2 separate regions of the Homo sapiens genome follow, and region 1 is linked to region 2. Evidence: chromatin loops called from intact Hi-C (ENCODE). Cell type or tissue: PC-9. All regions are shown on one strand. Links, peaks and the distances in the headings refer to the core of each region. The heading gives the core; the rest is flanking DNA.

Region 1 (10,743 bases), core at 1,762-9,761, 50 kb after region 2:
CAATAAAGTGTAAGAAGAAAATGTCATCTGATAATTTTAAGCAAATGATACCAAAAGCATAATTTATAAAAGAAAAAATGCTAAACTGGACTCTACTGAAATTAAAAACTTTTGTTCTGTAGACACCACTGAGACAGTAACAGAGAGAAGCTACAGAATAGGAGAAAAACCAAATGACTGTATCCAGAACATATTAAAAAAAAAAAAACTCTTAGAACTTAGCAATGACAGCAAATAATTTAAAAATGAGCAAAAGACTTGAACAGACACTTCACCAAAGAGGATATACAGATGGCAATTTTGTACATGAACAGATGTTCAACAATGTAAGTCATTAGGGAAAAGCTAATTAAAACCATGAGAAACCCCTACACACCCATCAGAATGGCTAAAACAAAAGATGCTGACAGTATCAACTGCTGACAAAGATTTGCAACAACTAGAACTACCATAAACAAAATGGTACAGCCTTACCAGAAAACAGTTTGGCAGTTCTTAGGAAGTTAAATAACATCACGTGACCCAGCAACCCTACTTCTATGTATTTAACAGAGAAATGAAAACTTACATTCACACAAAAATCACACACAAATGTTCATAGCAGCTCTACTCACAACCACAAAATGTCTTTCAACAAGTATACAGGTAAATGAATAAGCAAACTGTGGTACATTCATACAATAGAGTATCAGCCATAAAAGGGAACAAATTATTGATAGAATAGTTTGGATCAATCTCAAAATAATTATGCTGAATGAAAGAAACCAGACTCAAAAGATTACAAACTATAATTCCAATTATATGACATTCTTGAAAAAAAAAATCCAAAACTATAGTGTTAAGATAGCAGATCAGTGGTTGTCAGGAACTAGGGGTTAAGAGAACTATAAAGGGATAACAGAGGGAGTTTACTGGGGTCAAGCAACTGTTCTATATCAAGTGTGACAGTGGTTACATGAATCTTTATGTGTGCTGAAATTCAGAGATATATGAAAATAAAGGCCAATTTTATTATACACTAATTTTTAAAAATTTGAATTATTATTTGAAAATTGGGCCCTGTTTCCTTATTATTTTATCATAAACATAAGCTATGATGCCACAAGCTTTATTCATAAAAGCAATTTTAATTCCAAACAATGAAAGAATTGTTAAACAATTTGAGTATATCAACCTTATGAACCACTCTGCAACAATTCAAACTTGACCACTATTCTTTGTTTCTGTGGATATAGCTTTTCTCGCATTTTTAAAAATTAAATCCTTAGCAAAGATTAAAGTGGAATTACTGTCAAAAGGAAACCTTTTTCTTTTTTTAAGAAACAGGGTGTCACTCTTTCACCCAGGCTGGAGTACAGTGACACAATTATAGCTCACTGCAGCCTCAAGCTCCTGGGCACAAGTGATGCTCCCACCTGAGCCTCCCAAGTAGCTAGGACTTCAGCAGCACGCGCCAGCACTTCTGGCTTTTTGTGTGTGTGTGTGTGTGTATGTGTGTGTGTGTGCCAGCACTTCTGGCTGTGTGCGTGTGCGTGTGTGTGTGTGTGCGCGCGCGCATGCGTGTGTAGGTAAGGGGTCTTACTGTTTTGCCCAAGCTGGTCTCGAAGTCCTGGCCTCAAAGTGATCCTTCCACGTTGGCCTCCCAAAGTGTTGGGATTATACGCATGAGTCACCGTGTCTGGCCTATTTTTCAACTGTATAATAAAACCTGCTTAATGATAAATTAATGTCCAAGCTGCAATATACACATCCTCAAGTCAGTCAAATTACTGGTAAAGAGAAACAAAAGGAGCTGGAAAGGAGGATGACAGGAGACAACAGCAGGAATGACCAGGAGCTACAGGCTTCCAAACTTTGCCCTTGAGTTTTCATTCCCAAATATCTCCATGGATTGACAAGGAAGCAATACTGGGCCAGCAGCTCTTGGGCTAGCTGGAGAGCTGAAGGACATAATGTGCACAGTTCTCCCATACCCCACAACACACATAATTGTTTTTAATCATTAATTAAAATTTTTTCACACTCTACATTTCAATGCCTGGGGCAAAATCCCAGCCAGCCAATCCTAATTAAATGTCTAGGTAAAACAAAGAAATCATCAGCTAAAACAAATTAAAAACTTTAATTCTAAAGTTCATTGAAACTAAAACAGAGTCACATAATCAATGATGATATGGAATACTGAAAATTGAGGACTTCCTTGGTAAACAAGTCTCCAAATTCAGGACAACATTAGGTCCAAATATAGACAAATCCCCAAAGTACAGAAATTTATACTTGGCATTACTGTCCATCAAAAAAATACTAATCATGTATTAAAAACATAAAATGAGACATAATAACATGGAGCACATCCTAATTATACCAGGACATTAAAAAGTATCACAGAGGTACAATAACTCAAAGGTATGTCATTCTATAAATCTATAGTATTTTAACATTCACCCAGAAGCTAAGATAATAAAAATCTGCTAAGGTTGAATATCACTTATCCAAAACACTTGGAGGCCACTCGTGTTTCAGATTTTTGATTTTTTCAGATTTTCGGTTTTTTCAGATTTTGGAATATAATACTTACCAGGTAAGCATCCTTAATCCGAAAATCCAAAATCTGAGATGCTCCAATGAGCATTTCCTTAAAGCATCATCTCAGCACTCAAAAAGTTTCGGATTTTGGCCTGGTGTGGCGGCTCAATGCCTATAATCCCAGCACTCTGTGAGGTTGACGTGGGCACAATGGCTTGAGCTCAGGAATTCAAGACCAGCCTGGACAACATGGCAAAACCTCATCTCCACCAAAAATATAAACAATTAGCTGGGGGTGGTGGTGTGTGCCTGTAGTCCCAGCTATTCAGGAGGCTGAGGTGGGAGGATCACTTAAGCCCAGGAGGTGGAAGCTGCAGTGAGCCGAGATCATGCCACTACACTCCAGCTAGGGTGACAGAGTGAGACCCCTCCCATTTCAAAAAAAAAAAGAAAAAAGTTTCAGATTTTGGATTTTTGGATTAGGGATACTCAACCTCTTTGCAGACAACTGCCCAGGGAAGTCACTAACTAAGGGCTCTGAGCAAGTCACCTAACCTATCTAGTCTGTAGCACCTCTTTACCTGTGATGTGACTATGGTTGATTAGATCAATGACATCATGTTCCACTGCAATGCCTTACTTAGCACCACTGCAGAAAAGACTTCATTTCCCCTTATTAAATATGATTTATAATAGTTTTGTATGATTTTTTAAATTGGGGCTTCTATTTTAAAATAATTGACAGCCACTGGATGCCTGCTATCTTTCTGGCTCTAAATTCCAAAACATGTTGCCTGTTTCATCTGTTAAAGACAGCATAATACAAAAGCATGCAACATTTACTATGACCTACAAAAATAGCACTTAATGCCATAACTTCTTCAATCACTTTATTAACGATGGATAAGTTGCTTTTAGTTTTTTACCATTATAAGTAATGTTACAAAAACATTCTTACATATACAAAAAAAGTTAAAAAATAAAAATAAAAATAGCATTTAAATTTCCACTTAAAACATACTTTTTTCAGTCCTGCATTAATCACATGTGGTCTAGGGGTTTGTCACTTTATAAATTTTGCCAGTTACATGAATTTTAGTCTTCCAAGGAATGCCATTAAATAATTCTTAAAGATTTCAAAATTTTTCCACCTTATCATACCACAGTGGTATGACACAAACCTATCAATAAAAGTGGCTTACTAGATAAAGTGAATCCCAATGGGAGACAAGCCATAAGGTATAGAGGACAGCTGACAGAACTGTTTGAGAAAAAAGCTTCATGGCTCTTTCCCTCACCCTGAGAATTCCTGATCTAAAAGGTTAAAAAGAAACACTGCAATGTTCTGCTATTTTTACAGAAGTCATATACAAAAATAGGGGCAGGTCAGGAATAAGGACACTTGCTTTCCTTTCCTCTAAAGGATAGAATTTCTGAATGACTGGAAGGAACTCTTACCTCATATTTTGAGGAATTCTTAATGCAGTCAAACTCCAATTATTTGTACAACTAATATAAATTTGGTTAACAGATGTTGCTGTTATAATACATATAGCAATCTTAAGATTTCTGTATCTCAAACAAGCTTCTACTAAGGCCAAGATAATTAATTTTAAGTTTTGTAGGTATTTTAAACTTTCCAAGAATTAACTAATGATGAGATTCCTGAATAATATAAAATTCACTATCCTTTTCATACAGTAGACTGTGTTATTCTCATTATTTTTAATTAACTTTAATAATTAAGATGGCAATAGTGATCAGAAAAATTATACCAGTATCCTTAAAAAAACAGTAAGATAGCCACTGTAGGGAAAAAATTTTCTCCATTGCTGCCAGAAGATTCCTCATTAAGTAATTTTCTAACGTACATAGTAATGTAACTTAACAGCATTTCACAAAAAGCACACTATTCTCAATTTCAAAATCAAATTCATTCTCAGTGGAAATATTCCCCATTCTTACTCTTTGCTTTAAGTGTCCAAAATGAAGCTCTTAAAGAAATCAGGTCCTATTATCAGATATCAACCACTCATTCAAAAGTATACAAAGTATTTCCCCAGACTGACAATTCATGTATTTATGTTTGCTTCCAGCAGGCAAAACAGGGTGCTTGGCACTATGGGGGATACAAGACACTTTCAGCCACTTTATAATCTCTGAGGGAGAGGGGAGAAGGGGGAGCCTAATATTAGCATTCAAATGACCTCAATACAAAGTAGAATACAATAAATAGCACTACGGAAAAGTTACAAAGTTCAAAGAAGGAACACAGAACAGGTGTTAGGACAATACACTTTCACAATTTCATACATAAAGATAATTTGCTACGTGTTGAAGCAAATACTATTTTAAAAATCACATAAAATTTGACATTTTTAAAAAAGGCATTCTTAGTTCAAATATGCTTTTAAACTGGTCTTAAAATAGTATGACTTAGAAAAATCAGGATTTCTCAATCAGTACAAAATACTACTATGAAAAATGATAGCTTTTTACTTACTGGTTGGAAAGGAATGCAGAAAGAAAAATGACAGTACACCACAGAAAAACACCACTATGACTTATCGTTTGTAAAGTATACTATTCCCAATGGTTAAGATATACATTAAAAGCTATTATTATAGCATTAGTATCATGGTTAAACTTAGTAACAGGCACACTGACAGAATTAATCAGGAAAACATACACAAAGCATGACAACAAAGCTACCAGTATTTTTGTTCTCGAGTACGATGGAAAAAACCACCATGGTTTCTCAAGATAACATGATCTGGTTCTAAGCCGACAGACAGACTTCAATCTCAAAAAAACAGAAGCATATAGCCCGATAATCACCTGTGTTTTTAAATGGTTGTCAGATTTAGTAATTAACTCGAGTAGGGAGAGGTATTACCCCACACAGAGAAAAAAAAAATGGATCTCAGCTATTTGTGGCTATGAACCAAGGTGGTTTCCATTTTGACTGCTGGTAGTATTCTCAAAGATTCATTTCAACAGACAACTGAGTGCCAACCACATGCAAAGAGGAGACACAAAGATAAATGAACAGGTCCTCCTTCATTTATTCACTTAGTAACAGAAGAATATCACTAAAAAATACAACAGAAATAGGATGGGGGGGGGTACTTGCCCTCAAAGTACAGTCTACCTAACAACTTAAGCAGAATAGCTGATACTTAACATGGGCAAACTTGTTAAAACAACACTTTTAAGCCTCCTCTCCCCTAACATCATTTCTCTTCCATCCCTTTCAATGTAGAAACCATTCAATTTCCAATGTCCTTCATATCCCACGGTTGCTGTTTTCCTGACTCTCTAATAATCCCTTTTCCACACACTATCCCCGACAAGTCTCTGTCTCTTTTGGGATTATGCTATTTATATTTAGGTCACTATCCCCATATCATACCCATTAACAGTTTTCACACCTAGCTCACAGTCTCTTCTCACTCCTGTCACCACCATCCCAAAAAGCATAATGGGTTGAGTACTTCCAGCAACTTTTAAGTTAAACATCAAGACAAGATAGCATGAAAACTAAAGATGAGCAAGCAGCAACAAGGAACTGAAAATGGCACTCATCCTAAATGCCTGACTACATCTTCTCCACTGCAGTCAGCCTTTCTAAGGATTAAAAAGCAATGGCTCCCACCACCAACAGAAAAACACTCAAATCCCCTACAATGGTTTTCAAAATCTAGCCCAACCCACTTTACTATCCTCATTTCCTACAAAAACATTCGAAGATGCTTTTGTTCATCCTTATGAACAACATGTTCACCTTCCATCTATACTGATCTATCTCACTACGCTCATACCTACCTGCCATTTTTCTCATTCAACTTTCTCTCCTTGTTATCTACCGGGACAGTATTTTGGCTTTGCTCACATGATGAATCTTGAGTAATGCTTTAAGTATAATCAAAAGTGACCTCCTCTTTCTACCTTGCCCTGAATTCCTCAGGCAAAGTAACTCCCCCTCAAATCTGATTACCTCGCTAAAATTATGGGATTCTTGCTGGCAAGAATCATGTCTTATTTATTTTTGGGTGGCTGAAACATAGGAGAAACTCAATCTCTGTGGGCCTCTGAAATGAATCTGAATTTGCTAAGGAAAATCTTATTCCCAAGTGTTTCTATCAATATTCTTAACTCACTGCAGTCATTATATATTGTATATATATATGCCATTAAAAACATTAATTTTAATGTTTTCCATTAGATTAATTAATATTTGCCTAGAAAGGGAAAAGCACTCCAAAAGCTTTATTATAAAAGGAAGTCTGTTTAATTGACATAAAGAAGAGTCCACAGTTTACCTTAAAGTTACCAACTTCATGTTCACATAAATATCTTAACTTACTTACAAACAAATATAAAATTTAAAACTGGTTCTTCTTCCCCATCTAGAAATAGGGAGAAAAATATATTGAAAAAGTAGTTCACACAGAGACAGCATTTTCAGCAAATAAGACCCTAGGTACAAAAGATAAATGGTGAGGAATTATTTGTTCTACAAAAAGACATTGCAGTTTACAAAGAAATTCAAAAAAGAAAGTCACTTGAAACTTGAAACCATGTCCCCTTCAAGGCTGCAATTTCCCCACTGGTAAAACAAAAGTGCTTAGAACAGATTATGACTACAAAGCGTAGATCCAAGTATGTAAGTCTAAAACGTAACTTCCACAAAGGCAGGAATCTTTCCTTGATATAGTACAAATGCTCACACCAGAGCCTTGCTCAACAGGCGGTTTTCTGAATAAAGGAAAGGTGAGCAGGATGAAGCTCCTCTTATTCTGGCTTCCTCCCATTCAATCGGAGTAAGATATTATTTGAAGAATAGGACATACGGATAGAAAAACTTTGAAAACCACTAGAATAAATGTTCTTTCCAATAATAACTAAAAAGATAAGTTAATTTTAAATGTTAACTTTTTTTTGTTCAGCTATTTTTCTAAGAAACCAACTTTCAAAGTTCAATAATTTTTATAGGTTCATTTATGAGGTTACCATGTTATTTGATTATTACTATGGAGTATTAAAGATGAAGAAATTAAGCATAAGGTAAATCTAAGAAAACTGCTAAGCATTACAAAATTGAGATAATAAAGCTCTTCCCATATTAAAACTAAAGTTTCTCCCCTGACTTCAAGAAAATTAAAAATTGAGGCCAGGCACAATGGCTCACGCCTGTAGTCCCAGCACTTTGGGAGGCGGATGGATCACTTGAGCCCTGGAGTTCGAGACCAGCCTGGGCAACATGGTGGAAACCTTGTTTCTACAAAAAAATATACAAAAATTTAGCCAGGCATGGTGGCACGTGCCGGTAGCCCAGCTATGTAGGAGGCTGAAGTGAGAGAATCACCACAGCCTGGGAGGCGGAGAATGCAGTGAACCGAGATTGTGCCAACGTACTCCAGCCTGGGAAACACAATAAGGCCTGGTCTCCAAAAAACAACAACAACAACAACAACAAAAAAGCTGGACGCTGTGGCTCACGCCTGTAATCCCAACACTTTGGGAGGCCAAGGCGGGTGGATCATTGATGCTACTAGGAGTTCAAAACCAGCATGGACAACATGGCAAAACACCATATTTACTAAAAATACAAAGATTGGCCGAGCATGGTGGCACACGCCTGTAATCCCAGCTACTCGGAAGGCTGAGGCACGAGATTTGCTTGAAACTACAAGGTGGAGATTGCAGTGAGCCAAGATGGCGCCAACTGCACTCCAGCCTGGGCGACAGCAAGACCTTGTCTCGGAAAATAAATTAAAAAAAAAAAAAAAAATTGAAACATTTTTATTCAAAACACATGGCACAGGAATAAACAGTCTTAGAGACTATTATCTTCCTAAGTCTTAATAACCTAAACTTATCAAGACACATAATCATAATTTTTAAAGTTCTTTGGGCTAAAACGACCAACTCCAAACTCATTTTATAGATTAATACTTTAAATCCCAGAAAGGTTTAGTAATTTGTTCAAGATTATTAGTGAGAGAATTAAGTACCAATGCTCAGTTCTATTTTCTACCTATTACTTTTCCCACTGCAGCTGCATCTAGGTTATTTCTTACTATTAAAGTGCTCAACAGGAGTTAGAAGAAGAAAAGGCAAGTCCTTTGTTACTCTACAACAAGCTTAAAAACTGTCAAGTTTGAATCCCAAATAGGAACCTTATGAAAGGAGAATGAAAGAAGATGGCTCCACCCTTAACATGCCCAAAAGTAGCAAAACTAATTATTACTATTTCTAAATTTAAAACCGTGCTTTAGTATCTGACTTACATATACACATATATGCGTGCACACACACACACACGCACACACACACACGCAAAATGGCTGTGAAAAACTGTAACTCTGCTAAATACCTGTCAAATATTATTATCTTATAATGTAAGATTAGAGCTAAGTCTTAAGTACCACTAACTGGCAACTTTTCAGTCTCCACTGCAATCCTCAATGTATCTGAACACGAAGTGTTTAAATTCCTCAGGGTGCAATCCTGGGCCCTCTTTTCTCTTGTCTCTGTGACTTCATTTACTTCCAGGGCTTTAAATACAGGTTGGGTACTCCTCACCCTAAATGCATGGGGACCCGAAGTGTTTCAATTTTCAGATTTGAGTATTTGCATATACATAATGAGAGATCTTGGGGATGGAATCCAAGTGTAAACATGAAATTTATTTGTTTCATATACACCTTATACACATAGCCTGAGGGTAATGTTATATTTTAGTAATTTTGTCTGTGAAATAAAGTTTTGGCTGTGCTGTGACTGTGACTCCATCACATGAGATAAGCTGTGGAATTTTCCACTGTGGCATCATGTTGGCGCTCAAAAAGTTGTGGATTTTGAAGCATTCTGAATTTTTGGATTAGGGATGTTCAACCTGTACCATCTATATGTTCACAATTCCCAAATACACATCTCCAGTTCAAACTTCTCGGATAATTTGATTTGCATATCAAATTTTACAGGTATCTTAAAACTAACCTGTTCAAAATGGAGCTCCTTTGTCTGCCCCACCGTATCAGAAAATTAAATCACCTAGCCTAGCCAAGAGCCAAAAACTTAAAACTGATCTTAGATTTGTCCGTTTCTTATTCCCTACAAACAATCTGCTAGCAGGTAACGTTCTTTCTACATCCAAAATATATCTTGTATTTTAAAACTTTTCTCAATCTTAACTGTCACTACACTAGTGTAAATCATCACTGTTATTCACCTGAATTTCTGGATTACTCCTTCCTGGTCCCCTTATTTCAACTCTTATGCTCTCTAACTTATTTATCTTGCTTAAAATCCTTAAATGGCTTCCTAACGTACATATAATTAATTACAAAGCCTTCTGCCATGGCTTCAAGGTCTGGCATGATATGATCTGGCTTCTGCTTCTCTCTGCAACCCCATCTTGTCCCATTCCTCTCCATTACCAAGTCTTAGCTCCCTACTTATGATGGGATTTTATTCAATGTCTTTAGGAAGTGGCAAAGAATAGCCTCCAGCTTTTTTTTTTTTTTTAATCGCTCTGTTGCCCAGGCTGCAGTGCAGTAGTTCAGTAACAGCTCACTGCAGCCTCAAACTCCTGGGCCTCAGCCTCCTGAGCGACTGTGACTACAGGTGTGTGCCACCAAGCCCGGCAATTTTTTTTTTTTTTTTTTGAGACGGAGTCTCACTCTGTCGCCCAGGCTGGAGTGCAGTGGTGTGATCACGGCTCACTGCAAGCTCTGCCTCCTGGGTTCACACCATTCTCCTGCCTCAGCCTCCTGTGTAGCTGGGACTACAGGTGCCCGCCACCACGTCCGGCTCATTTTTTGTATTTTTAGGAGACATGTGGTTTCACCGTGTTAGCCAGGATGGTCTCGATCTCCTGACCTCGTGATCTGCCCACCTGGGCCTCCCAAAGTGCTGGGATTACAGGTGTGAGCCACCACGCCTGGTCAATTTTTTTTTTTTTTTTTGTAGAGACAAGGTCTCACTATGTTGCTCAGGCTGGTCTCAAAACTGCTGGCCTCAGGTGTTCCTGCCACCTCAGTCTCCCAAAGTGCTAGGATTATAGGCGTGAGCCACTGCACTCAGCCTGCTGCCTTTTTAAAGTAAAGTTTTACTGGAATACTGCCATGTTCATTCATTTACATTTGGTCTGTTGCTGCTTTTGTGCTACAAAAACAGACTCTGAGGAGCTGTGCCTGAGAATGTATGGCT
Region 2 (10,214 bases), core at 2,215-10,214:
GCTGGTGGACAGGTGACTCACGTGACCTTATCAATCATTGGAGATGACTCACACTCCTTACCCTGCCCCTTTTGCCTTGTATCCAATAACAGCGCAGCCAGGCATTCGGGGCCCTACCGGTTTCCGCGTCTTGGTGGTAGTGGTCCCCCGGGCCCAGCTGTCTTTTATCTCTTTGTCTTGTGTCTTTATTTCTACAATCTCTCGTCTCCGCACAAGGGGAGAAAAACAACCGACCCTGTGGGGCTGGACCCTACAGGGTGATGGGTGCAGCAGACCACCATGGCACAAGTATACCTATGTAACAAACTTACACGTTCTGCACATACATCCCAGAGCTTTAAAGAAAAAAAAAAAAAAGACATTTATCACATCCCAGACACCTACAAATATATTAGTTTGCTTCTGGACTCCCTTTTGTTCAAATGAGCTGTCTGTCTATGCATTTTAAATAATGTTAACTTGTATACTTTTTAATAACAGAGAATACAACCGGAATTTTCATAACACAAATAATGCTAAGATGGATACCCCATTTACCCTGATGTGATTATTACACACTATATGCTTGTATCAAGATATCTCACGTATCCCATAAATATATACATGTACTATGTACCCATAAAAATTATAAATTAAAAAAACGTGATATGGTATGTTTTGTTATTAGGACAAATTCCTTCCCCTTTCACTGAGCTTTCCTACCTAAGACCCATCCCTTTTCAAAAGTAGTTTTGCCTAATCTTGTGCATTTTCTGGTCCAGATGAATTATGGAATCAGCTTGTCGAGTTTTATTTAAAAATATATATATTTTGGACATTTCATTTCAGATTTCCTTGAATTTATAGGTGACTTTTAAAAACAGCACACTTATAACTTGTAATTCTCCCATTTGGGTACATTTACCCTTTCATATTCTTTAGCTTTTACTGTCTTCTTGGTATAAGTACCCTGTCTACACAGTTCTTGTTAAGATGATTCCTGGGAAGGCTATGATTCTTAATAAAACATCCTTTTCTTCATGTCATTTACTGATTAATGCTGGTTTACTGAAAAGGTATTTTCTTTCCAACAAAACTCTTCTAAAGAAATGTTTTCTCACTGATTATCATGTATTGCCAAATTGACAATCATATTATCTACAGATTTTGATAATTTTTTCAATTTCTTCCTGATACTTATGAATTTCATTCCTTTCTTCTTCTTAGTATATTAGGACCTGCAGAGCAAGGCATAATAGTAGTAGTAAAGATAGGCAACTTCATCTTGTTCCTCAGTCTAATAGAAAGGTGTCTAGTATTTTCCTACTAACTACTACAATGATTTAGTTTGTCATCAGATACAACCTTATGGCATTAAGGGCAATCCATTCTAAGGTGGCGATGAGTCCCCCACTTTTATAAGGAATGAGGACTGGCTTTTATCAAATACTTTTTGTTCATCTATAGAGATCAAATGGTTTTCTCCTTAAAATGGTGCCTGGCAATTAGGCAACTGCTTGTTTTTACAATTATTACAATATCTTAATAACGATCTTTTCAAAAAGTTTTCCTATGCTGACCTTTCTTTGTATTGTAGGGATAAATCCTTTTTGAACACAGTGCATTATTCTTTCAATACACTACTGAATATGACTTGCTAATATTGAGATTTATGCTTTCAGTGTATTAGAATCTAAGGAGCAAGGCAGAATGATGAATAACCTTAAGCTTTCTTTCTCTTTTGTATTTTCCTTGCTCAGTTTTAGCAAAAAAATTATGCTAGCCTCAGATATTTCCTGAGAGCAGTATGTCTATTTTGCCTTCTGAGTTCAAAGTTCGCTAAACAGCCTTCAATTTTAACTTGCTAATTGTGTTATTCAAATTTCCTATATCCCCCTTTTCAACTCAGGTTAGTCAATAAATTTGTAAGGAATTTCCATGATTCTCGAGTTGTCTACTTTCCCTTGTACTTTCATTTTCCTTTCTATATTGTGAAGTTATGTCCCTAATGATTGCTATAAATTATTGATGAATATCAAATACTACTGTTAAGTTTTCTATTTAAATTCTGACATTAATAGTGCTATTGTCTGTAGTTTTTAAATTTCAGACTCATTCTCATAAAATTATAAAAAATAAAGAACATTAACAAAAATATGTATTAATAGTTCTTATCCATACCTCTTTCAAAAACCCACTGCTAATTACTAAAGTCCAAGGTACAGACTACCACTGTATGTATTTCCTATTTTTAGCTGTTCTAAATCACAATAAACTTACCTTTAGTCATTCAAAAAACATGAAAAGAAAAAACCTCAGCAGCAGCCTGACTACTACAGATTAAATATGACACTACAAATTAATGCCACCTGTTGTAGCCAGCTTCTATGACAGCACGTAATAACCCTGGTATATGTTAATCTTGTGTGGTCCTCTCACTATCAGGGCTGACTTGGGCAACCAAGAAAATGAGAAGTGACACTACATGTCTTCCAGGGAAAGATCAAAAAGGCACTGCAGGTTCTGCCTGGGTCTTCTGGATTGCTCGCTCTTGGGAAAACCAGCCACCAAGATTTGAGGACAAAGAGCCACATGAAAAGGCCCATGTGCAGAGAAACTAAGGCCACTTAACAACATCCAGAACAAATTTGCCAGCCATGTGAACCACCCTGGAAGTGTATTCTCCAGCTTCAGTCAAACCGTCAGATGACCAGAACCCCAGACAACATCTAAATGCAACCTCATGAACCCCAAGCCAGAACTACCCAACTGAGTATCTTCTCAATCCCTAACCCACAGAAACGAGAGATAATAAATTGTTAGTGGTTGTTTTAAATCACTAACTTTTGAAATTCGTCATGTGGCATTAAACAATACACCATCTTACTGAACTCACACAGAATATTCAAAAATAAAAGTTCACCTTCCTTTAAATTATTATAATTAAATACTTTTAACTATCTCCACTAATTTGTGGAGGTGATTTCTTTAAAAAGGCTAGCTAATAAAACATTAGCAACAGACTGTAGAGAAACACGTGGTGTTGAGTAAAGACACATTTCTTGTGCCTTCTCACAATGCCCCAGATTTGAGGTGTCAGCAGCCAGAAGGCTTTGGAGCCATAGGCATGGCATTCTATATACACTACAATCAGTTTCTGCTTTGTGACTTAGCTAAAGTTGGAAAACTTACAGATATTCTCTACTTAATTTTAACCTTCCATCTAATAACTGCTTATTAGCATCAATGATTCCAAGTCAGATGGGAAAAGGAAAAGCTTGAACCACTAAATTTTCCAGCAATTCCAGTAACAGCTTTAAAAAATGAATTCGTATTTTTTATTATCCCATTATTTTTTACCAGGTCTTTATAAGCCAGGACTCTGAAAATCAACTCTAGCATTTACCAAGTAGCTAATTTTGTTTAAAATATTTTATCCATTAAGAGCCGCAGATTAAAAAAATGACTACACAAAAACAGCTGTTAGAGATAATTTAATTCCACCTCTGTTTGAAAAGCCTAGGTTTGGGTAAGGTACTCAACGCTTGCTTAATCAGTATTCTTGGGACTCAATCAAATATAACTCATGCTTGAAAATCAAGGTAATAATAAAATAAAAATAAAAGTAAAAAAAATTCAAGGTTACTCCCTAGGTAAGACCCACATGGAAATCCATAAGAAAAACTTCTCAATTTAGCCACTGAGCTACTAAAATACCTAGATTTCAAGCATTCCCTTTAAATATATCACATAAAAATGATGGCTCTCTTAATTATACTAACTTCCATACTCCCATATAAATGGGATACATAAATGGGAGTATGGACATGAATATTAAATAGGCCTAGAACTTGCTCTTAATTTCAAACACACTATTTTTTTTCTTGTGCTCACCTGTATATGAAAATTGGTTTTCAATTAAGTACAAATATGGAATTAATTTTGAGTCTTTCAAAATATTCATTACCTTAAATTTAAACTTAATGTGAATCACATGACCTTCATTTTAACCCCAAAACACCCTTTAAATGTACAGGAAAAGACTAATTGGATTTAATGTAATCAAATCATATTTTAATTGGGAGAAAAGGAAAAGGAAAAAAAAGCATATTATAAAATTAGTTACTCTAATGAAAAAAGATGGGTGCAAAGAGAAAAATGACTGCACTATCAAGACAGCATAAAACTGGCATAAAGACAGACATAGAGATCAATGAAACAGATCAGACAGCATAAAAATAGACCCACCCATATATGATCAATTGATTTTTAAATAATGACGACAAGGTAATTCGGTGGGAAAAAAATAGTGCCTTCAACAAATGATGCTGGAACAAACAACTGACAGCGTGAGGGGAAATGTATCTTAATCCTTACCTTATACTATATAAAAAAATTAACCTAAAATTCATCGTAGACATACATGTAAAAGCTAAAATTACGAACTATTGAAAAAATAAAAGTAAATCGTTACAAATTCAGGGTAGGCAATAATTTCTTAGGACTTAAAGCACAAACTACAAAAAGCAAAGTGATTAACTGGACTTTTTCAGTATTTTAAAACTCTGCTCTTCAAAAGACACCATTAAGAAAATGAAAAGGCAAGCAACAGACTGAAAAAAATACTCAGAGCACATATATCTGACGAAGGACTTGTATCCAGAATTTATAAAGAACTTTTACAATGTAGTAAGAAAACAACTCAAAAAAGATACAAACACTTCACCAAACAAGATATATCAGTGGCATATTAACACATAAAAGATGCTCAACATCATCATCAAAAAAAAAAAAGAAAATTAAATCCAAAATGAGACACTATTACACACCAACTAAAGCGGCTCAAAATCTAAAGACTGCAGATGATGTAGAGCGACTGGACCGTCTTGCACTGCTGGCAAATAAGGAAAATGGTATAGTTGCTTTGGGATACAGTTCGGCAGTTTCTTAAAATGTTAAACATATAGCTCTACTTAGCCTAAATCCGGTATCAACCCAAATGCAGGTGAACTGACAAAGGATTAAAGCATACAGACAACATGTATGATTCCATTTACATGAAAGTCTAAAAAAAAACAAAACTAATTTATAGTGATATAAAGCAGGTCACTGGCTGCCTGGGGCTGGAGGTGGTAGGAGGGAATAGACTGGCAAGGGGTACAACGCAATTTTGGAGGTAATGCTCTGTATTTTCGGGCAATATTCTTGTGATGGTAGTTACAAAGATGCACTCATTTAAAACTCATCAAATTGTCTACTTATATAAGGTATGTTTTATATAAAAGTACTTCTATAAAGTTAATTTAAAAATAAGACATAACTCAATACATGTATGATGTTCATACAGTTCCATGATCCATTTTATACAGTTTTCTCTAAAAGTACCCAAAGAGACTCTCTAAAGGTTATTCAAATAAGAAAGACTCAAGTAACAAGTGAGAGTTAGAAACAACACAGTTAAAATGTATATAACCACAATCCATACCTCAAATGTGTATTTTTCTCTATTATTAAAGAGCATTAATATGGTCATCTGGAAAGTGGAAACTTGCAATATGTGCTTCCGTGTATTAGAGCCAGTTACTTGTGCACCTCCAACACCAACTTCAGATCCATCTTCCTGTTTCATTTTTAAAAAAATATAAACAAAGACACAATCATTTCCTGGTAACATTAATGTATGTATGTACGTACATATGTATGTTACAGGGTCTCACTTTGTCATCCAGGCTACAGTGCAGTGGCGCAAACACAGCTCACTGCAGCCTCAACCTCCTGGGCTCAAGCAATCCTCCTACCTTAGCCTCCCAAGTAACTAGGACCATGTGTGTGCACCATCATGCCCAGCTAACTTTTGTATTTTTTGTAGAAACGGGGTTTTGCCATGTTGCCCATGCTGGTCTCAAACTAATGGGCTCCAGTGATTTGCCCGCATAGGCTCACAAAATGCTGAGATTATGGGCGTGAGCCACCACGCCTGACCAATTTTCTGGTAACTTTAATGGTATGTTTCAGAAATAGGTCCCATAATCTCCATCCTCCCCCAACAAAACTACATAACTTATTTATATAAAGGAAATCTATTTCTTAAAATGTGTGCACACACACACAAACAGTATTTAGGACTGTCCCTTGTCCCCCCATTGTGAACATTTTAATGTTATCTGAACAAGTAACTAATCAATTCCCTGTATTTAATGCTAAAATTATTTTAACAGTACACTATGGGATGATAATAATAATAGACTTACAAAACACCACTACTGTTATACTACCACCAAAAGTAACAGGATTAGGTTTCTTTCTGTGTGATGTGATCACAGTAAGAGATCAAAAAATAGCATAGCATAGCATGGGGGCTGGGGGAGGAGGGGGGAACTGCCATTCTCAAAGCCTATTCCTGCTTTACGATTTAAGGGATACAAAGTGGAACTTTCTAATTCTTCAATAATTAACATATGCATATGTTTTAAAAATCTACTGATCTGCTTAATAAACTTCAAAAGAACATGATTATTTAGGGAAAAAAAACCCTCTTTTAAAACAAAAGCAGGCAGTAATTAAAAGCTGAGTTCTTTAGTTTCCTTGTCCTTCCCACTTACACTTAAATATGTGTCGAATATTATTTAACGAAATTATAAAGCACTATTTCCCATTTCAATTAAATATCAAAATTAGAATATTTTTATGGGCATTTTCAGCAATACTTAATCTGATGTTAACAGTGATTCATCATACCAAACTAGTAAAATTCTCATTAAAATCTAAAGCTTATTTGCCTCCTAGATGACAATTTAGGTATATTTCTACAGTTTTTCTAGAAGACTTAATATTTTCTGAAGGCAAAAAATCCTGATTCATATCAAGTAATGAAAATAAATTATTACTCTAAACCTCACAATCTAGATATAAAAATGCGATTGCTTTTTAAAAATGAAGGCAAATCACTGGTCTAATACTAATTTTTTAAATTACTTTAATAACATTTATATATCTAACAAATCACAAATGTTAATTTTCCCAATCTTGATTTATTAGAAATAAAGATTATAGGTGACAGAATTTTGAAAAGGGGCTCATGGCTTTGTATGCACTGAAATCAACTTACATTTTACTATTTTATGCAATATTTTCTCAAACCTAATTTTATGAATAAAATATGTAATTATCCTAATGTTTAGTCCTTAGGGAAGACTATACTGGTATAGTCTTCATATTTTCAAAGGTGCAGTTAGCAACTGAGAGAACAGAAGTAATAAATCAAAGCTAGGATTTTTAACCTTTCTAACATGTGAGACAGGCAGAGAAACAGAAGTAAGTAATTTACCCAGGTCAACATAAATCACACATCAGCTCTAATAGACTAACTTTAAGTTACTTAATACGTTCAAACTATCAATATTTACCTTTTTAACTGGTCCATAAAATGTGGCATTGAGATCTGCAGAACCCATATGATGCTGGAGTGTGAGCTGTCGACCACTGTGTTTGGCTAAGTAGAACCTTCAGTAAATCAAACCAGGTTTTAGAAAATCAAACAAACTTACACATTTGAAATTACAAACTACAGGATAACATCCCTTAAACATTTGTGTGTGTGTGTGTGTGTGTATGGACTTTAAAACTTAAAGGAAACTTTAGGAATCAAGTTCAGTTTCAACTTTCTATAGGCAAGACCTTGAGAGAGTCCTAAGTAACTCAGCTAGATATTAAATGACAAAGGCCCCACACTAAATAATTTCTACTGTACACTCTGCCCCAACCTACTGCTGCTCAGCCCTTGCTGTTCTTAAGACCACCTTTCTCCATAGTAACCCAATAATCAATTTGTTCTAAGTCAGTAGCAGACATCAACAGTACAAAATATACTCCTATACCACAGTACGAAAAATACTCAATGCACATTTATAAAATATTCCTCTGGGAAAAGTTTATGTAATTTTTTCTTACATATTAAAATTATAAAGGATAAACTCTCCCTTTGTTTTTGTTGTTCAAAACTGGTAGTTTTTCTTGAATTTTTATATTTATGTTTTTTGTCACTATCCACACCATATTTTTTCCAAAGCCTGAGCCACTCTGTGGTTCTTGCCCCAATATAACAATCATCCCTTCACTCTTAGAATTCCTTTTCCCTTGTCATTTTGCCTTTCTACAGTTTATAAAAAATGAGGACTTTGGGGAGGGAAAAAACCCAACATTTCTGTGAACTCGAGACTATAGGCAGTGCCTAAACCAGTAGGATCAGGCAAATAAAACTAGTTGGACAGCAGACATATCATGAACTCTTGCAACAGCGTGTTATCTGTGTGCATGTCTAAAGTGTTATACTGATTCACTATTACAATAAGGATCATGCAGTTGACCAGGGTGAAGCAGGACTGTCTACAGGATTATGTGAATTGTGGTGGTGGAGACAGTATACAAGATTAATGGATTAAAACCTAGCTGCTTTCCTGGAAAATGGCCTATGTTCTAAAAGACAAAATCTAGTTTTTATTTTTTTAATTTATGAAGCTACAAGTCAATAATATGCTAGTGCTTCTGGTTCAAAATGAAAGCAACTGGCTATGGTAATGTAGAGAAGACAGCAGGAATAGCACCAGAATGTTCGAGGCTTTTTAAGTTAAATTCTTAGTTACTTCACCTTACAAAGATACATGTCAATATGCTGAATACTCAACAAAGATCCAGGATATGGGCTATTTAAAAATACGTATCTCCTGGATCAGCACCAAAAATATCTTTAGTTTCTGTACAACCCACGTCAAGTTTTTAAGTGTAGGCAAGTCGAAATTATTTCTGATACAAATCACAAACTCCACAGAAATCATTCAAGATATATTCAAACAACTTTCAAATACATTTTGACATCAAGGTCAGGCAATTCACCTGGAAGAACATCTTAATAAGTACCAATGAATTTTTTGTAGTAAGATGTTTGATGTCAACCTTTTACTATGGGAATATTTTACATCTCACACAAAGAAGGCACTGGTACTTGGACACTTAAGACAATTACTAGAATCATTAAGACTAAGGTGAAGAATTTGTACAGTGCCTTCCACAATTTCAAAGAGGTCGTGACAGATACTTGTCCTCCTGGCAATATCAAATACAGTTTCTTCCCAGTTGTTTTTTCAGATCTGGTTTGAGGTTAACAGTTCACCAGTAGATGTTCTAGAGTAGCTCTGCTGTCTCTGATCCCAGCAGCAAGATGCAAGTGGGTCAAGAGACCTTTTGTTTGGTCACTGATAACTAATCTACACCATGCTGAAGAAATAAAGAAGCCACTCTGGTATTATTCCACTTATAAGCACCCTGCAGGGGTGTCCAGCTATCTACGGTCACTGCAAAAACTTCTGCCCCTTGTGCAATCAGCTCACAGACAATGTCTAAGTGTCCACCTTAGGCTGCTCGATGAAGGGGGTGATACACTCATCTTCATCCCTAGTGTTCACACGAGTGGTCTTTTCACAAAGCAGTCTCCACACTGGATAAGCCAATTATTTTCAGCAGCCCAAAAAAAATATTTGCTTGGATCTTTCTCTGTTTTTTTCTTGCATATCACTCTTGTTTTTTTTTCATCTTGCTCCTCTTCCTCATCAAAACTGCCATCTCAGAGACTCTGAGTACTAGTGGGAATAAGGTATCCACGTATTTCCAACAATTGGAGTTAGCTGAAGTGTTCAGAAAAGTCCAAGGAATTCTCTGGGTCTAGTTTTCCATCATCATTTACTTTCTCTTTTTCCATTTTTACTGCTGCTCTAAATAAAAGGCATTTCAAATGCCAGCATATAAACAATCTTTCTAGAGATAAATTATGCCTGCTTTACTTTACTCATCAAGATCCTATAGAGGGGGAAATTGCTGTATGCCAGGATAAATGCTCCTTTTGATCACGAGGTAATAAATGGAATACATTCATCCTCAATTACGGATACTAATGTTCAAATTCATTTTTAATTTTGAACACTTACTTGTACACAGTGATACAAAGTCTGATTTTGATTTACCTTCTGAATATCTCAAAAGCATGTCTTGGTGCTGGTGGGATGTTGCACTTTGGTGTGGCTGACTGAGTGGGCCAATATCCTGTCGTGAGCACCCGGACTGTAAGATCAACACCACCTAAAGATACCTATGTAAAACAGAAAGAGATATTCCCCTCAAAATTAACTAGGATTTGCTTTCTGTTCTGTTTAGACATTGTGTTAGATTTACCAAAGCAGTTA

The links. Peaks named below come from ENCODE experiments on the same cell type or tissue, not always from the same donor. Only the 100,000 strongest peaks of a DNase experiment are listed, where the experiment ranks them.
Region 1: it touches region 2 in a loop (1.9-fold over the local background); 3 of 110 quality-filtered maps call a loop at or near these places.

What each region holds. Positions count from the first base shown.
Region 1 is chr2:224,541,025-224,551,767 of GRCh38, forward strand. All of the region lies in intron 2 of CUL3 (cullin 3), which reads right to left. Among named protein-coding and RNA genes, the nearest start is that of CUL3, 39 kb to the right of the region's middle. In PC-9, for the core only: no CTCF peak of the experiment used is centred there; no DNase peak of the experiment used is centred there; H3K27ac peaks cover 426 bases.
Region 2 is chr2:224,490,368-224,500,581 of GRCh38, forward strand. It overlaps CUL3 (cullin 3), which reads right to left. Exons shown (of 16, transcript NM_003590.5): 11 at 9,996-10,120; 12 at 7,386-7,482; 13 at 5,465-5,599. It also overlaps the pseudogene ANKRD49P1. Among named protein-coding and RNA genes, the nearest start is that of CUL3, 90 kb to the right of the region's middle. In PC-9, for the core only: no CTCF peak of the experiment used is centred there; no DNase peak of the experiment used is centred there; H3K27ac peaks cover 1,128 bases.